Linked DNA regions of Homo sapiens: region 1 is linked to region 2. Evidence: chromatin loops called from intact Hi-C (ENCODE). Cell type or tissue: natural killer cell. All regions are shown on one strand. Each heading gives the region's core, and the rest is flanking DNA. Links, peaks and the distances in the headings are about the cores only. Region 1 has its middle 33 kb from the start of MID1IP1. Region 2 overlaps LOC124905177 (a long non-coding RNA gene).

Region 1 (8,731 bases), core at 312-8,311, 220 kb after region 2:
CCTGGGTGACAGAGTGAGACCCCATGTCAAAAAAAAATGAATGTCACTCATCCTTTTACTTGCTTTGTTTTACTCAACTAAGTGGTAGGTGAAGGCCTAAAGCAATTGCTGAAGAAATAAGAATTCTCTGAACAATGGAAGGTCGTTATTTTTGTTTGTGCAGCATATTTATGTAGTTTTAAACTTACCATGCTTTGACCCATCAACTTTACTCTTAATAGCTTTTTGTCAGCTACACTAAATTTCAAATTAAGCTAGTTAGATTCCATCCAGAATGACTGCAAAGCACTTGTAGAGTTTAAGTGTTTTATTGATAACTTAAAATCAGCATTTAAATTTAAGGACATAACCAAACTCAAGATGCATAGATGCATATATTACATGTATGTATTTTTGGTACAGCAATTATACCCCAATAAAGCCAAAAAAATAAATCTAAGGACATGAATTATCACTGCCCAGTGAAATTTACATGGCAGATTCAAACTATTTATGGGGTCTCTACCAGGTGTACAGATCTGATCTGTTAAAATACACTAGAAAATCTTTGGAAATATTTACTTCTTTCTGTTATAGGAAAAAAATCACAATTTTTATAAATCATCGTACGAAAAAGTTGTAATAAGCTATTTCAAGGGAAATTTAGACAATTCAATACGAAGTTTCTGATTCTCAGCCTGGCGCAGTGGCTCATGCCTGTGATACCAGCACTTTGGGAGGCTGAGGCAAGAGAATCGCTTGAGCTCAGGGGTTCGCGACCAGCCTGAGCAACATGGTGAAATTTTGTCTCCACAAAAAATACAAAAAACTAGCTGGGCATGGTGGCAGGTGCCTGTAGTCCCAGCTACTCGGGGGGCTAAGGTGGGAAGATCATTTGAGCCCAGGAATTTAAGGCTGCAGTGAGCTGAGATCCCACCACTGCACACCAACCCTGGGCAACAAAGTGAGACCCTGTCTCAATAAATAAATAAATAAATAAAGTTTCTGATTCTAGAGATAAAAGCCTTTTCAAACTTTTGGGAAGACTCCCAGGAATCACATCAACACTGACAGGATTCTGTCAAGTTCTAATTGACATGAATATTTTTGATGGGTTAACAAATGTTAGCTGTGCTGGGTCATATATTCAATTCATGTATAGATCATAGGGTCTATACCTTAAAAGGTTTATAATCTCATTAAATGTATAAAATTTCTCAATGAGAGAGCTGTCAAAATTTGAGGCCGTCTTTAGTCAACCAGGGACATGGTCCAAGGTGATGACCATGAAAATAAATAGAGCCCATGCGTAGCCCTAGCACAGAACTCCCATTTGTAGCATTGTTCCTAGTACTTCATAAATATTTATGAGATTAACAAATACATATTGGAGATATTGTGGAGAAAAAAAACTAAACAGCTTGGCTTTGTGGTAAATTGTATGTGGGAGGAAAAGGAGAGGAGAAAAACAAAGTGATGAGGTTAGGAACCTGGGCAGCTGATGGGGGCCCTTGGATGGTAATACTGATAGCAATTTCAAGAAAGGAATATTATCTCATGTTTTGGCAGATTAGTGTTCAAAAAGCACTGAACCTGGCCCCAGAAATTGAGAATTAAAATTGTTCGGTCACGTCTTAAAGGTAAGGAACACAGATGAAGATTTGGAAAGCACAGAATTCCAAGCAACGGTTAAAAATGAAGCAAATGATTTCATCTACGGGAGAGACTATAGCAGAAACGATTTTAAGCAGTCATCTAGCAGCGCTGTTAATGAACACTATTACAAGAACATTTTTGTTGACCTTATTAGGGTTGTTCTCCCATTAGTGTTAGTAGGTGCTCCATAGAGATAAATAGTAAAGATACCCCAATTCTGAGAAAGAACCATTTTAGTGCCAGAATTTCAGAGGCTTTCCAAGTTGTCTGGTAAATTTGTGATCAGATGAAATATGGTCAATTCATATTCCATTCCATGTTTAAAGCTTACATTTTTCTAAAAACATTGATCTGGCTATCTGTAAGCCAGCGGAAGCAGAAACTTACTGTGAGTCAGGGCTGCTCTGGCTGAGGTTTATGGAGGGTCTCTTCCAGTCTCTCATTTAAATCCCTCCCTGCCTTCCTGTAGCACAAGTTGTAAAGTGCTCTGTAACCCCGTGACCAGGAGAAATGAGAGGCTCTGCTGAGACTGTAATCTCACTCTAAACAGGTCTCCGGCAAGGGCTGGTGAGTGGTGATACATCACGCAGCTCTCTCCTCTAAGGCGCCCAGTGTCACCTCCACAGGGCTCCTCGCTCCTGCTGGAAGATAGGAGAGCTTCCGGCTAGCACCAGACCGAGGTCTCCTGTGCGGTAGCATGCGCAGTGCATTAGCTGCTGAGCAATAGGCCTGGCCCACAGCCTAATTATTAACATTTGAAAGTCGGATGCTGGGCAACTACAGCAATAGCTTCTATGACATTAGAAAATATAGATTTTTAGGCCAGGCGCGGTGGCTCAAGCCTGTAATCCCAGCACAATGGGAGGCCGAGGTAGGTGGATTGCTTGAGGTCGGGAGTTTGAGACCAGCCTAGTCAACATGGTGAAACCTCATCTCTACTAAAAATACAAAAATTGGCCGGGCGTGGTGGCGGGAGCCTGTAATCCCAGCTACTAGGGAGGCTGAGGCAGGAGAATTACTTGAACCCCGGAGGCAGAGGTTGAAGTGAGCTGAGATCGCACCATTGCACTCCAGCCTGGGTAACAGAGTAAGACTCCATCTCAAAATAAATAAATAATCAAAGTAAAAATATAGATAGACTTTTCCTCTCATACTTACTGGACAGACCTATTGCATACTAGTTTCTGCATATATTGTCAGTGTGATTGGAGAAGACATCTCCACCATGACTACTGTGACTATTGATCACAGCAAGGACGAGGCACATTTTTCTGGGGACAATAAATACTAAACATGTATTGGAAAATAAATAAAAGAAATATTCACTTGACTTATTTTTAAATACAAATAGTAATATTAATTATATTTATTTAACGATTTAGGTGCTAGGTCCTGTAAAAATCAAAACACCATTAAGACCCCCTCATTGTGGATAATATCCCTGTCCATAGAACTTTTTACGTAAAGCAGACAGACATTAGAACTACATCTCACACATTCAATCAATAGGCCATAATGATTCATAAATACAGAGAATTCACTTAAACATCTGACCTTTCAGCCTCTGAAAAAGCCTTTGGAGTTCCAAGGATTTGCTAATATGCACTTAAGAGAATATTTTAGGCTGGACATATCAGATGCTGGACAATAGAGGTTAACTTCCAGAAAAGGAATTTCTTCCACGCCCTGTCCGACACATGAACCTCAACCGTATGTGGCTCTGGGGAGAGAAAAAGGGTTACTTAACGTCAGATCCAACATTTTCCTGCAGTCACTGACAGATTCTGATAAGTCACATCCTGAGTGTGTTTAGTGCTGTCATGTTGCTCCTTTCTCCAAGGAAGCTAAGGACCAATGCATCCACCGAGTGCTCAGCAGATCATGGGAGGGAAGCATCTGTTATAGAGACACAACAGTGAGATGGTTTGGAATCGCTCCCATTGTTAATTTTCATTGTATCTAGGGTTAACCCCAGATAACCCTCTCATTAAGGACAGGTGCTTGCCTGATCTCTGGTTCATTGATTGAAAGTCATTTTGTACTGCTGCTGCAAGGGGAATATATACATGTTTGAAATTGTTCACTTCATTATCTTATGTCTCAGTTGTTTCACCTGAAAAGCTAAAAGAATAATAAGAAGAATATCCAGGACAAAGTGGCTGTAAAAAAGTAATGAATACAAATATTTAATAAGCACTTTAGGTAATAATAATAAAAATAATAATACTTCACATGTGTAGAATAATTTATACTAGGTAATGCTTTGTAAATCACTTTGCATACATTATATAGGACATTTAAATCTCAAAGCTAACCTACAAAGTGTACAAATACTGTATAAATGATAACTAATACCAAGAGCAAATTAGTTTAAAAATTAACTTTACAGATGACGTTATTTTAGATGAATGGAAAATCATTCTTTTAGTAATTTAACATTGGCACCAACACCCCAGAAAGATCAACGATTTGACCACGGCTTTAAAGTTGTCTTCATTGTTAATTTCCATAAAAACCTTAACATTGTCTAATTATAGGGTTCTGCATTCATTGATCTCACTAATTCAACTGTTTTATCTGAGTGCCTCTCCTGAATTGATAAATCTAAATTGCACATTTTCTAAACTGCTAAGCTCAGGAGAAATCTTGAAGGTGGCCCAGATGGCTGTTGGAGTCTTTTGCACCCATCTAGCACCATCTACTGTAATTTTGCAATATTGGATTTATTGTCCTTTTCTCAAACTCATGATGTTCCAGTTCCTTTACACTCTGTCCTGGCATTACTCAGTTCACCAAAGGATTAAATGCATGGTTAAATTGAAAACTAAGCGATTTTTGTAGCAAAACATACTGAAGAGGCATTTAAACTTTGTGTTACCATTCGATTTTATCATCAAGGAATAGGTTTCTCAGATAGCCTGGATCATCTTGAAGTCTGTTGTTGCATAAGCTATATTTTTGCTAGAAATCCTTCTAAAGGGAATGAGTAGTTACATATGAAAAAACTATAAAGACTCTGCAATTGCTTTGTCCCAGAAGAATGTATATTCACATGATTCACACAACTTATCGTTTTAACATTTGTCTGCCTCCCTGGAAGTAATAGGACATAAAGAGAATGAAATCAATATTCTTTTCTACTTGCCTAGCACAAATTCATACTTACTTGGGGTCGATAGTCCTTTTTGAGGGTTTTATGTAATGTTCAAAAATACCTCTGCACGAGGTAGGGAGAGGCCAGAAGATGGAACGATGAGGGAAACATACAGTTAGCTGTGGTCATTACCAAGGTCCTGTCTTTTGTTTGGGGCTGTGGATTTGCAGTTGCCTATTACAGTATTCAAACTAACCAAATAAATAGAACGAAAAATTAAAGTAGGTCATAAATAGACCAGTGATGGAGTTAATCATGGACCAACTCCTTACTCCTGCTAAATGCTAAAAGAAAAAAAAATCCAGAGAAACTACTCCTACTTTGATTTGAATATTGGAAACTGAAGACTTTCAGCCTAGTGAGTTTTGCCAACTGAGGCAACAATCCAAGTTGGATCCTCAAGGCTAGTTAGGGGATGCCTACCTAGTTTCCTGATCTCCAAAGGAGTTTCCTGGTCACAAGTCTCTCTGTAGGCTACTCTATCTTTACGTGTTACTGTGACGCTGATTGGCCTAAAGTGCAGCACTCCTCTCATCAGGAGACGATACATGCATCAAGAGACAGGTACAAGAAGGCAACACTATTCATGGTAGCCCCAAACTAGAAACAATCCCAATATCTGCCAACAGTAGAATGGATCAATGTGGTATATTCACAAAAAGGAATACTCTACAGCAGGGATGTCCAATCTTTTGGCTTCCCTTGGCCACATTGGAAGAAAAAGGATTGTCTTGGGCCACACATAAAATATACTAACAATAGCTGATGAGCTGAAAGAAAATCTCAAAAGAATCTCATGTTTTAAGAAAGTTTACGAATTTGTGTTGGGCCACATTAAAAGCCATCCTGGGCCATATGTGGCCCATGGGCTGCGGGTTGAACAAACTTGCCCTACAGCAAAAAAATAAAATAAAAAATAAAAAGAACTACAGCTCCCACAACATCACGGATGAAGCTCACAAATACAACACTGAATGTAAGAAACCAGATGCAAAATAATATATACTACATAATTGCACTTACACAAAGTTTGCAAAACCAGCAAAATTAAACTATGTTTGAGGAATGCATGCCTAGGTGGTAAAACTATAAAGAAAAGTGAAGATGTCATTATCGTAAAAATCAGATTAGTGGTTACCTTTGAGGGAGTGATGAAGTGATTAGAAGAACACCTGAAGAGGGTGCCCCTGAGGTGCTAGCAATGTTCTATTTCTTGACCTGTTTGTTTGTTTGATGCAATTTCTTTAGCTGAACACTTTTGATTTATATACTTCCCTGAATTTGTGGTATATTTCACAATAAAAAAACAGTTTAAAAACAAATAATGAAAACCTTCTTATGGATCTTTATTGCCCACCCAGTTCTTCACTGTATTAATTGGAGCTCCCTTTGTCTGCTCCCAGCTACTGGTCTTGTCTGGCTTCATCATCTCTCTATCATGACACCGTGCTCAGATCATATTGTACTCTTCAGTGACTTTTTTACTTTTTCCACTTCTATGCCCACTCCCTTCTCTAACCCCATTCCCACCCATTGAATTCACACCTATCTTTTAAGGAATAGCCAAACCAAGACTTCCTTCATGAAATCACCCTTGAACTCCTTGGTCAAAGGTAATATCTCCTGCCTCTGCATTCTCATTTCCATTTGGACCTTCCTGATAGCAGCTACTATATTCACCTTGGTCTTGTAGTGTGTGTGTGTGTGTGTGTGTGTGTGTGTGTGTGTCCTCTTTGTTCATAAGCAACACAGCTTTGAGCACAGTGAGTTCTCAATAAATGTAAAATAAATTCATTCTTCGGTAGAGAAATGAGAATTTTCTGTTTGACTTGTCCACAGGAAAAAAGCCACTGTTTGTTATGGGGATGCTGAGAAATAACTCAACCCATCCAGCAGAGTTTACTGGCTGTTATGTGGGTTAGGCTACGCAATTCTGGGAACTAGCTTGCAGCTCCCAACTAGATTATACAAGTTACTCTATACTGCTGGTTCCAAATCAGTTTTGTGAAATATATCTGGAAGCCTCTAGAACAAGATTTTTCTACCTGCGGCCCACAGGCCACATGCGGCCCAGGATGGCTTTGAATGTGGCCCAACATAAATTTGTAAATTATCTTACAACATTATGAGATGTTTTTGCGACTTTTTTTTTTCTCATCAGCTGTCATTAGTATTAGTGTATTTTATGTGTGGCCCAAGACAATTTTTCTTCTTCCAGTGTGACCCAGGGAAACCAAAAGATTGGACGCCCCTGCTCTAGAAGCTAGTAGGTAATTCATAATGCACATGGAGACATTCTGTCTGCATGTGAGTGTTTATAGAGATCACACATAGAGCCATGACTCTGTGAGCATGTATATGAGTGTATGTGTGCATAGGGGTGGGCATAATGTGTAATTGCTTTGCAGATTACTTTGTAAATCCACAATTTACAAATGTGTATGTTATTTGGTATAATTCAGAACACCTCACCTTCCCCTCCACAAAGTCTATGGATTGGTCAGAGGAGAGAATAAAACTGGGCATTAGAGAATCTCGCTCTTGTCACCCAGGCTGGAGTGCAGTGGCGCAATCTCGGCTGACTGCAACCTCCACCTCCCGGGTTCAAGCAATTCTCGTGCCTCAGCTACCCAAGTAGCTGGGACTACAGGTGTGGCCCACCAGGCCTGGCTAATTTTTTGTATTTTTAGTAGCGATGGAGTTTCCCTATGTTGCCCAGGCTGGTCTGGAACTCCTGGGCTCAAGCAATCCACCTGCCTTGGCCTCCCAAAGTCCTGGGATTACAGTCATGACCCACCATGCCCTGCCTAAAACACCACATGTTCTCACTCATAGATGGGAATTGAACAATGAGAACACATGGACACAGGAAGGGGAACATCACACTCTGGGGACTGTTGTGGGGTGGGGGGAGGGGGGAGGGATAGCATTAGGAGATATACCTAATGTTAAATGACGAGTTAGTGGGTGCAGCGCACCAGCATGGCACATGTATACATGTGTAACTAACCTGCACATTGTGCACATGTACCCTAAAACTTAAAGTATAATAATAATAATAAATAAATAAATAAATAAAAATAAATAAAAAAAAAGAAAAAGAAAAGACTCTTAAGGCAACCTACAAAGTTATTTGTAAGTTGGTTAGCTATTTGTATCCATAAGGACATTCATAAATTACCCGGGCTGCTGTTTGGTTTTACTTTGAATTTACTAGTTTAAAAATGTTGCAGCTACATTTTTCTTTGGGTGTCTCTGAAGAAATGTGGAGTTTTGCTTTTGAATTCTAAGACTTTTCTTTTTTATTTTTATTATTTTTTTTACCATTGTCATTGTGTCATTGGCAGTTTACAAGTATTTTTCAGTTTTGGATGCTGAAGAAAATGAAATAAACCATAATAAAAATAATTTTGTCCAGGTGGTACATAAATCAGTTGAGGAAACACAGTTCTTTGTGGCAAATAAAAAACATATGTATTACCCAGTGCACTGAAATGTTAGTATTCATCAAACGAGTGTTATAGATGTGTTAGGATTTAGATACACGAGGAAGAAGAATATTTGGGTAGAACATAGCAATATTGCATATTTTACCTAATGTAGAATAATTGGAAACACATATGTAAGGAATTTTATATGAATTAGACAGAGCCAAAGTTCATTTCAAGGATATATGGGGATTTCACCATTAGGAAGATTATTTGCTATTTTCTCTTAATTTACTATTTGTTTGGGTTTTTGTTTGTTTATTTGAGACAGGGTCTTGCTCTGTTGCCCAGATTGGAGTGCAGTGGCGTGATCATAGCTCACTGCAGCCTCAAACTTCTGGGCTCAAGTTATCCTCCCGCCTCAGCCTTCCAAGTAGCTAGGACTACAGGCAAAAGCTACCATGCCCAGTCACGATTTATGGATTACTACTCAATATTACTATCAAACTCGAAC
Region 2 (8,731 bases), core at 359-8,358:
AATTTTCAAGAATACATTATTAACCATAGTCACCATGTTGCACAACAGATCTCTTGAATTTATTCTTCCTGTCTAACTGAAATTTTGTATTCTTTGACCAACATGTTCCCAACCCTCCTCCCCTCCCAGCTCCTGGGAACCACCACTCTACTCTCTGCTTCTGAATTCAGCTTTTTTAGATTCTACATATAAGTGATATCATGCAGTATTTTTTTTTCTGTACTAGCATATTTTACTTAACATAATGTCCTCCAAGTTCATCTGTGTTGTTGCAAATGACAGGATTTCCTTCATTTTTAAGGCTGAATAATATTCTATTGTGTACATGTATATCACGTTTTCTTTATCCATTCATCCATTGGTGGACACTTAGGTTGATTTCATATTGTGGCTATCATAAATAGTGCTGCAACGAACATGGGCATACAGACATCTCTTCAATTTGCTGATTTCATTACCTTTGTTCCCCAAGATGTTAACCAGTGCTATCAGAAAAAAAAATGCTCTTCTCCTCTAGGGCCAGCAGGAATAAGGATCATATAAGCCTAGAGGTGCCATCTTTTCCACCCTCTTCTCAGCCAGCCAGATAATAAAGCCAAGACAGAAGAAAGCAGAACAAGAGACGTACAGAAGACAGAGCCCTGATGGCATTGCTTGTGCACCTATTATACCCATAGGTGGAAGAGGCCAGAGTGCTAGTGAGTTAACACACGTAAGAGAAACCTTAAGCCAATGATGGATAGAAGCTAGCTATGCTATGCCTCAGACTGCTTACCCCTGAACTTTTCAGTGATATAACTCACATACATTGCTTTTATTTTTTTCTCAAGCTAGTTTGAGTTGGGATTTTATCACTTGCAACTGAAATAATCTTAATTACAATATGTCTTCCCTTATATCCTCCTCCTCCACAAACTGGTTTGGTTCTTAAGTAGACAGTATCAGTGCCCTGCCCATATTACCTTGGCACTCACTGTCCCCATGTAGCCTGATGCCTTCTTACTATAAGCAAATGAGATGTTCTCAGGTGAGAGAGGCCACAGTGCTAATGAATCAACACACATAGAGGCAACTCTAAAGCAATGACCAACAGGAGACTGTGGATAAATACCTCAGCCTCCTTGCCACTCAGGTGAGACTTTAAGGCATGTTCCACACCATCTACCTGAGGTCCCCAGCAGGATTGAGTCTCAGTTGCCCACAGTGATAACCTATTTTGACACTCTGAATTTTTTTTTTCTCTTCCCTGTCTCACTTCTCCACTTCCTAAAGATGCTTCCTGGAATCACTTCCCAAATAAAAAACTTGCATCCAAATTCTTGTGGCAGGATCTGCATCTGGGGGAATCTAACTTAGAGAAATAGTCACCAAATAAATTAAGTAAATATGACAAATTATCACTACAACCCAAACTATTTTGTCCTTCCCCTTCTAGTACTCTCCTATGATGGTTTCTCTGCCAAAGTTATGTCATGTTCCTTGTTTCATGTTACCCAATGCCTGCCTACAGAGTTTGTCTGCTAATGAGGAAAGAAAACTGCTATCCAGATCTGCAAATGAGAGTCATACTCTTGCTTTTTGGTCATTATCACAAATTCGAATTGGGGTTTGGTCTACATTGGTTTTGGCTATGAGATATAAGAATCTGGAGGCTTCCCCAAGGTTTTTGTTTGTTTGTTTGTTTGTTTTTGTTTTGTTTTTTTGAGACAGGACCTCACTCTGTCACTCAGACTGGAGTGCAGTGGCATGATCTCAGCTCACTACAACCTCTGTCTCCAAGGCTCAAGCGATTCTCCTGCCTCAGCCTCCCCAGTAGCTGGGATTACAGGCGCCCGCCACCACACCCGGTTAATTTTTGTATTTTTAGTAGAGACAGGGTTTCATCGTGTTGGCCAGACTGGTCTCAAATTTCTGACCTGAAACGATCCACCCGCCTCAGCCTCCCAAAGTGCTGGGACTACAGGCGCGCCCGGCCTTCCCCCAGGGTTTTCTTTGGGGCACCAGTGAATGCAGAACAAAACTTTTGCTGGTTTTTCCTCTCGTGAGAAAGTCAGCATGGGCAGCTAGAGATATTATCACATTAAAACAACTCCCTCCCTTTCGCCTGATTTGTTCACACTTACCACAGGCTAAGAGGCCCGTAATTGCCAGAGGAGTAGGGGCTGGAATTACCTTTTCCCAAAGGGAGAGGCCAACTCTGTGTGAAACTTTGGAGTGCACATGCTCACAAAATCAGACAGTGCTGTGAGAACCACACCCATTCTTCCCAGGAAATGGGGAGAGAGAAAATATTTGTTCCAGATATGAGGCTGCCAGGCTTTAGCAACTCCCAACACCTATATACCTGTATTTTTCCAAAGCCTTAGTCTGGGAGTAATTTCCTAACACATTACAACTCCTTTAGACTGGGTATGCCTCTGACTCCACAGTAAGTAGGTAGGGAGGGACTAATTAAATAAATTTAAGTGAAAGACTTTGCGATACCAGATGAAAAGAGTCCAAATCTAAATTGCTGTGGCTAATGTTTGCAGGAATAAGAGATATTTAAGGAGCAAATTTCAGAAGAGTGGTGTGGCATTAGGGAAAACCTGAACTTGGAGTTGAGTACGTGAATACGAATTCCAGCTACACCAATGCCAAGCTAGCTGGCAGCATGTATAGTGGTTTTAAATACAGACTCTGGAGCCAGACTGCCTAGGTTTGAATCCCAGCTCCACTACTAACTATCTGTGTGACCCTGGGCAAGTTAAGTAACCTCTCTGGGCTCATCTCCTTCATCAAGGAATAGGGATAATAATGGTACCTGCCTTGTAGGACTGATGTCAGTATGAAATGAATGAACACCTATCAAGGATTTAGAAAAGTGTCTAACATATAGTGAACTCCAAAATGGCTGCTTTTATTATTGGTCTCAGTCTCCCTGGGTCTCAGTCTTCTTATGGGTAAATGGAGGATTTCTACATGGCCTATATTTTGGGGTTTTGTGAGGACAAAATGACACAACATCATTGGAAGAGAAAATCTGGTAAAATATAATATAAATTTAGATTGTGATTAAATCAGTTCAAGCTTTTGTGACCAATCTTCCTCCGCCAAAGACTCCGGCTGGGCATTTAAAGGTTTGGTTAGTCTTGACTTCCAGGAAAATAAACAAGAGCTCAGGGAAACATACCCTCCCCTCTACAAGGGTTGGACATATGGCTAGCAGCTGGGATTTATGCAAAGTATTCTTCAAATTAGTCCAAAAGCCCCACTGTTCGGTTATTACCCCCAGTGCAGTCATAAAACCCACAGCTCACAACTGCCAGCAGGTTGTTACATCCCCAGGCCTGTGCTCGCCCTGGCCCCTCTCAGCTGCCAAGCCACGGCCACTCCAAGCTCCCTGGCCCCGGAGCCACCTGCATGTCCTCTGGTTAACTCAATCTGCTGTCAAGAAGAAGGAAGTAATTAAATAGGGGACATGTCAGTCCCACCACAGGCCCTGGAAAAGTCAATAAAATTTAGTCACCAGAATGGGAGCTGATTTTTAACCACTCTACCATAAACCATGACACACACACACACAAGATGTCAGCTTCAGGCCACATAGCAACCAAGCCCAGGAACCTCTGGTGCTCAACATAGTTTCTCTAAAATAGCTTTCATGGGACAGAAGGAAGGAAAAGAAAGTGCTGTTTACTTCACTGAAATGTGACTTGAGAAATGAAGGAACAATATCTTGTTTCCCCCATAGCCCTACACACTGAAGAGATTAGGGGGAAGATTAGTGGTGGTGAAGAAGATAAAATATAGTCACTAGACAGTTAGGCTGATCAGGGTTGGGGAGACTGTGCATGAGAAAGTCGGCCATTAGATAACAGTTGAATTAACAACTTTGTTACTTGCTTTCTGCTTCAAACTCCTCTGCCCTCCTATTTCACTGCACTACAATCTGAACGGATTTTCTCAGCAATCACAGGGCCCCACCACCAGAGGGGCTGCAGGGAGGAGGGTAGCAGAAGGGAGAACCAGAACATGTGGGAACCAACATTCTGCTTGCCTGATCTGCCCCACTCTGCCTGCCTACCTGGCTGGCCTTTTCTTCCCCTTGGTTCCGTTTTGCTCTATTTGCTCTATAAATCATGTGAAGTTTTCATGAAATCAATCTTAATAACTACTTCATGAGAAATTCCAGCTATAATCTAGCAAGATCAGCTCTAGATTTGGCCAAAAAGTGTTTGGAGGTGGCATGAAGTGGGGAGGGGAAGAGAAAGTTTTCCTCAGAGACATCACAACAGATCCAGAGTTCAAAAAATGTACTGAATCCTTCTTTTCCCACAGTCTCAACTCTCTTCACAAAAAGGCCTAGGAACCCTTTTGTTTCATTTCATTTTATTTTTTTCCTCTTTTTAAAAAGTCAAGGGTAATTTAAACAAGTATTTCAATGTAATACTGAATGCAAAATGCAGAGCATAATGCAAGGCACAACTGCCTTAAAGTTCATGCTTAACATTTATTGAACACTTACTACCTTTAATCCTCATGACTTTCTTGGGCAGTAAATTCTAATTCGATTTTAAAGATGAGAAGACTGGTCCCAGAATAATTCAGTAACATGCCAAAGGTCACGTGGCTAGTGAGTGGTAGAGATAAGATTTGAACACTCTCTCAATATTTGTTTCCTGTTAACTCTCCATGCTAACAATAGCTTACATTTTCTAATCAAGAGCAGATTCCCAACCCTTTCATGTATATTACCTTGTTGGATACTCAACACATCTCTTGGGGCAGGTGTTCTTGTCCCCAATTAAGAGATGAGGAAATAAAAATTTAGAGGAATTAAGTGATTTTTCTAGTATTATAGAGGCAGAAAGTAAAAAGCAAGAGTCAAATACACTGTTTGTTCTTCTCACCAAATCCCTGCTTTGTCAGAATAAGTCTTTACCTAAGGCAAGTTCCTATCAGCCCTGCTAAAATCTTCAGACCGCTCCATGAAAATACACCCCCCTGCTCCGCCTTCTATGCTTCAAGAGACAGATGTGATGGCTCCTTCATTGGCTACATCCACCCTACTGGCGAGGTGTGTTTAAATTTCCTGCAAGGTGGCTACACAGGGCTGTGTAGATTTTTTGGTGAATGACCTCTCTGCATCTAAGGGGGCACCATTCACATCTTAGATACCGTAGACTTACAATTATATTAAGAAAATTTTCCAGTAGATGGCAGTAATGTGTCTTAAGGAAGGGGTGGGTGCCCTTTTGTAATTAATGCAAAGGCAATGTAAAGGCTAGTGGGGCCCCTGATGGTGATGGTGGTGTCTGATGGTGGTGTCTATTTTAAATTCTTCCTACCTGTGATGTTAAGATGGCACTGATTCATCTATCCTTGTCTAGTACCTCTTAAAACCTAATTGGGAGATGGTCTCTACAGGAGTTCATTTTTTCATTCATTAACATTTAACGATAGGCTTCTTGGGTGCCTACAGTGAGACAGACATTGTTCAAGGTGAACCTACGATGGTGAACAAAAGGAGCATGGTTCCTTCCATCTTAGATATTGAAGTTCAGTTAGGGCATACAGTCGTCTTTAGTTGGCTTACCATTTCTCTATGACTTGCCTCTACTCTACAGGTTGTAAAAGCAAAAAAACAAAAATCAAAACAAAAAAAAACTTTTGAACTCCTTTGCTGTTAGGAGTGGCCATGTGAACTAGTTCTGGCCAATGAGATATTAACAGTAGTCAATTGATGCTCACTTTCCCTCTTTCTCCTTCTTTCTGACTGGAATACAGATACTATGCCTGGAGTAGCAGCAGTCACCTTGTAAACATGAGGATTAAATGTACTTGCTATAGAAAGCAGAGAAAGAATGAAAATGAATCTGAGCTCTATATGGCATCATCAAGCCACTAGAGCTGTGTTGGACTGCCTATGTTGGTATAGGAGTTAAATAAACTCCATGTGTTTAAAGAACAATCAGTCCGGTTTCCTACTACTTGCAGCTGAACACTACCCTACATGACACAAGGACTTACTGGGCAGTAAGTTCAAATATCATCATACCTATTTCACAGATGAGAAGACTGGCCCCAGAGAAATTAAGTAACATGCCCAAGGTCATGTGGCTGAAGAATACAGAGATAAGATTTAAATACTCACTCAATATTTGTTTCCTGTTAGCTTTCTATGCTAACAATAGGTCACATTAATCAAATAATAATAAAAATGAAAGGATAATTATAAACACTAATAAATGCCATGCTAGAGAAATACAAGGCACCATGGGTTATAAACTGAAGCACCTGACTAGGTCTAGGGAGCGAATAAGGCTTGGCTGGGGAAATGACACTGAATATCAATAATTAGGAGCTGAAGCAAGACAACTTCTGGCAGAGTAAAAAACTTGTCAAAGGCCTTGAGGTGGGAGGAAACATACACGGTGGGTGTAGAGAAAGAAGGACAGTGCACCCAAGTGGAGAGGGTAAATCAGCCCCCAGGGATCAAAACTGTGACCTTAACCTCTTTGCTCAGCTCATTAACCAGCAGGATTGATTATCCACAGCCAGCTAACCACTCAGGCATCACCAAAGGGGAAGGAATGCAAATGGAAGTTTCCTCAGGCCTAGCTGAAGTGGGAAAGAAATTAGGGTCATTCCTAACTATTCACATCAACAGAAGGCCAGGAGAATCCCCAAAGGAGAGCCAAATTAAAAGTGCTATTGGTGAATACCCAAGACAATGAGTGTGTGGATTGACCTAGGCCCTCTGTAAATGTTTGTTGAATGGCTGAACAAATGATGTCAGTGAAAGTTATATCAAACTATAAAATGATGCTCAAATCATTATCCACAGTCTATGATACGTTGTAAACACACTCACCTTTACAGTATAATCTACAAAATGGCAATAGAAAGCTTTCTACATTCTTGCTGAGTACAAGGCCCAGGGCCCTGTCTTCCTATTAGTGAATCTTAGCTTTGTTCTTTGCTCTGAAAAGGGGGACACTTTCTCTATCTGAGTTCATTTCTCTGAGCACCAGACTTTCTTCTCTCCCAGCATTCCCAGGCTACCTGCCACTTTGAGCCAAGGCACACAGTCAGCTCACAGAACAACTGAACATTTACACTCTCAGTTTGGCAGAGGGTCAAAGCAAGAGATAGTTCCCTCCATCAACTTTTTCAGCCTTGGAATTTCAGTTCTTCTCAGCTTGATGGGGGTCGTGGCTGAGTTCTCTGGATTCCAAGAGAGGACATACATAGCACAGGAGCATACATTTTCTGGGTGCCAACTAAGTGCCAGGAGCTACACATCCGAACCTCCTTTAAGTCTCCCAACAACCCTGAGAACTGGCTTTTATTATTTCCTCTCACAGATAAGGATTCTGAGATACGGAGAATTTAAACAACTTGCCCAAGTTCACACAGCAAGTCAGTGCTAGAGATAGAACTCAAACCTAGGCCTGTTTGCATGTAGAGGCTGTGTTTTCCTTCCTTTCCCTCTACCAGGTTCCCCCAACTTGTGGGATCACTTCCTTTAAAAACAGTCGTGTTCAAAATCCTGCTGAAGTGTTCCTTTGCCTAACCAACACAGTCAAATCTTTAGCTCTGCCTCTGGGCAGACTGCTTTTCTCTGTTCCCTCCTCCCCTCTTCACTCTCCTCCTCCTTTCCCTTTCTTTCCTCCTTCTCCTCCTTCTTCTGTTCACTCTCTCTTCCCCACCCTCACTCCTTTTCTCCCCTTTCCTCTTCCGTCTCCTTGTCTCTGTCTTTTCTTCTCTCTCCCTGACCTCGCTCCTTTTTCCTCTCTCCCTCCTTCCTTTGCTCACTCTCTCTTTCTCTCTCTCTCCTTCTTCCTCTCTCTCTCCCTCCCCCTACTCTCCACTTTCTTCTTTCTCTCCCTCCTCACTCCTCCTTCCATCCACACCCCCTATCTTGCCCCCCACCCCCCGCAGACACCCAGGCTCTTCAACCTCTCAATTAGAGTAGAGCACCATGGGATACTTTGAATTCTTCATTTGCTTCATCTTTTCTACTCCACTGTGACTTTGCCCATTAAATTCCCCTTGAGCTCTTTCTAACTGTCCCACCGCCCCAGCCACTTACACACTGTAGCACACTCATGACCCAAGGCAATGCCCTTGGCCCTATTGCAGGAAGGAAGTCCCCCTGTCAGACATGTCCCGCTGGGGCTCTGGACAATGTTTAACCATGGGCCAGCTCTCCTCCACCACAAGTCATGCCTCCAACTGTCTAGATAACACAGGGGCAAAACTGCCCTCTATCCTTCAAATGGAGAGTGGACTGGGCGTGGGGTATGGATCTGTAATTTCAGCTGATCCCAGAGAGGTCAGGGCTCACTAACATCACCTGGGAAGTGGTAGTCTCTCCTGTTCTCCCACACTTCTTATCAGTCTTCCAGCTCCTCCCAATCCCATAGGACCTGTCTGTACTCTCTTTTAAGCCACATAGCACTTCCCACTGAGCCTAACTTTCAGCAGGTTCCTGTGCGCCTCAGCACTTTGCCTAAAAATCCCACCCCATCCCTTACCTGCTTAATGCCTATTTATCTTCCATGTCCAGTCCTAGCCATCGCCTCCACCGGGAAACCTGCCCTGACTCTCCAGCCATATGCTGGGGTTTGAGATCTCCCTTCTGTGCTCCCAGAGCTCCCTGACTTTTCCTCTCCACACCCTTATCATGCTGGACTATAATCTCCTGTTCACTGGTCAGTTTCCCCCACTGGATTGAGGGCTCCAT

Evidence for each region. Peaks named below come from ENCODE experiments on the same cell type or tissue, not always from the same donor. Only the 100,000 strongest peaks of a DNase experiment are listed, where the experiment ranks them.
Region 1: a loop joins it to region 2, with 6 times the contacts of the local background. A loop is called at or near these places in 48 of 110 quality-filtered maps.

What each region holds. Positions count from the first base shown.
Region 1 is chrX:38,763,867-38,772,597 of GRCh38, reverse strand. No RefSeq gene overlaps it. Among named protein-coding and RNA genes, the nearest start is that of MID1IP1, 33 kb to the left of the region's middle. In natural killer cell, for the core only: a CTCF peak has its summit at 4,341; a DNase peak (open chromatin) is centred at 4,317.
Region 2 is chrX:38,982,028-38,990,758 of GRCh38, reverse strand. The region is part of intron 1 of LOC124905177 (a long non-coding RNA gene); the gene reads right to left. Among named protein-coding and RNA genes, the nearest start is that of MID1IP1-AS1, 180 kb to the right of the region's middle. In natural killer cell, for the core only: no CTCF peak of the experiment used is centred there; a DNase peak (open chromatin) is centred at 5,218.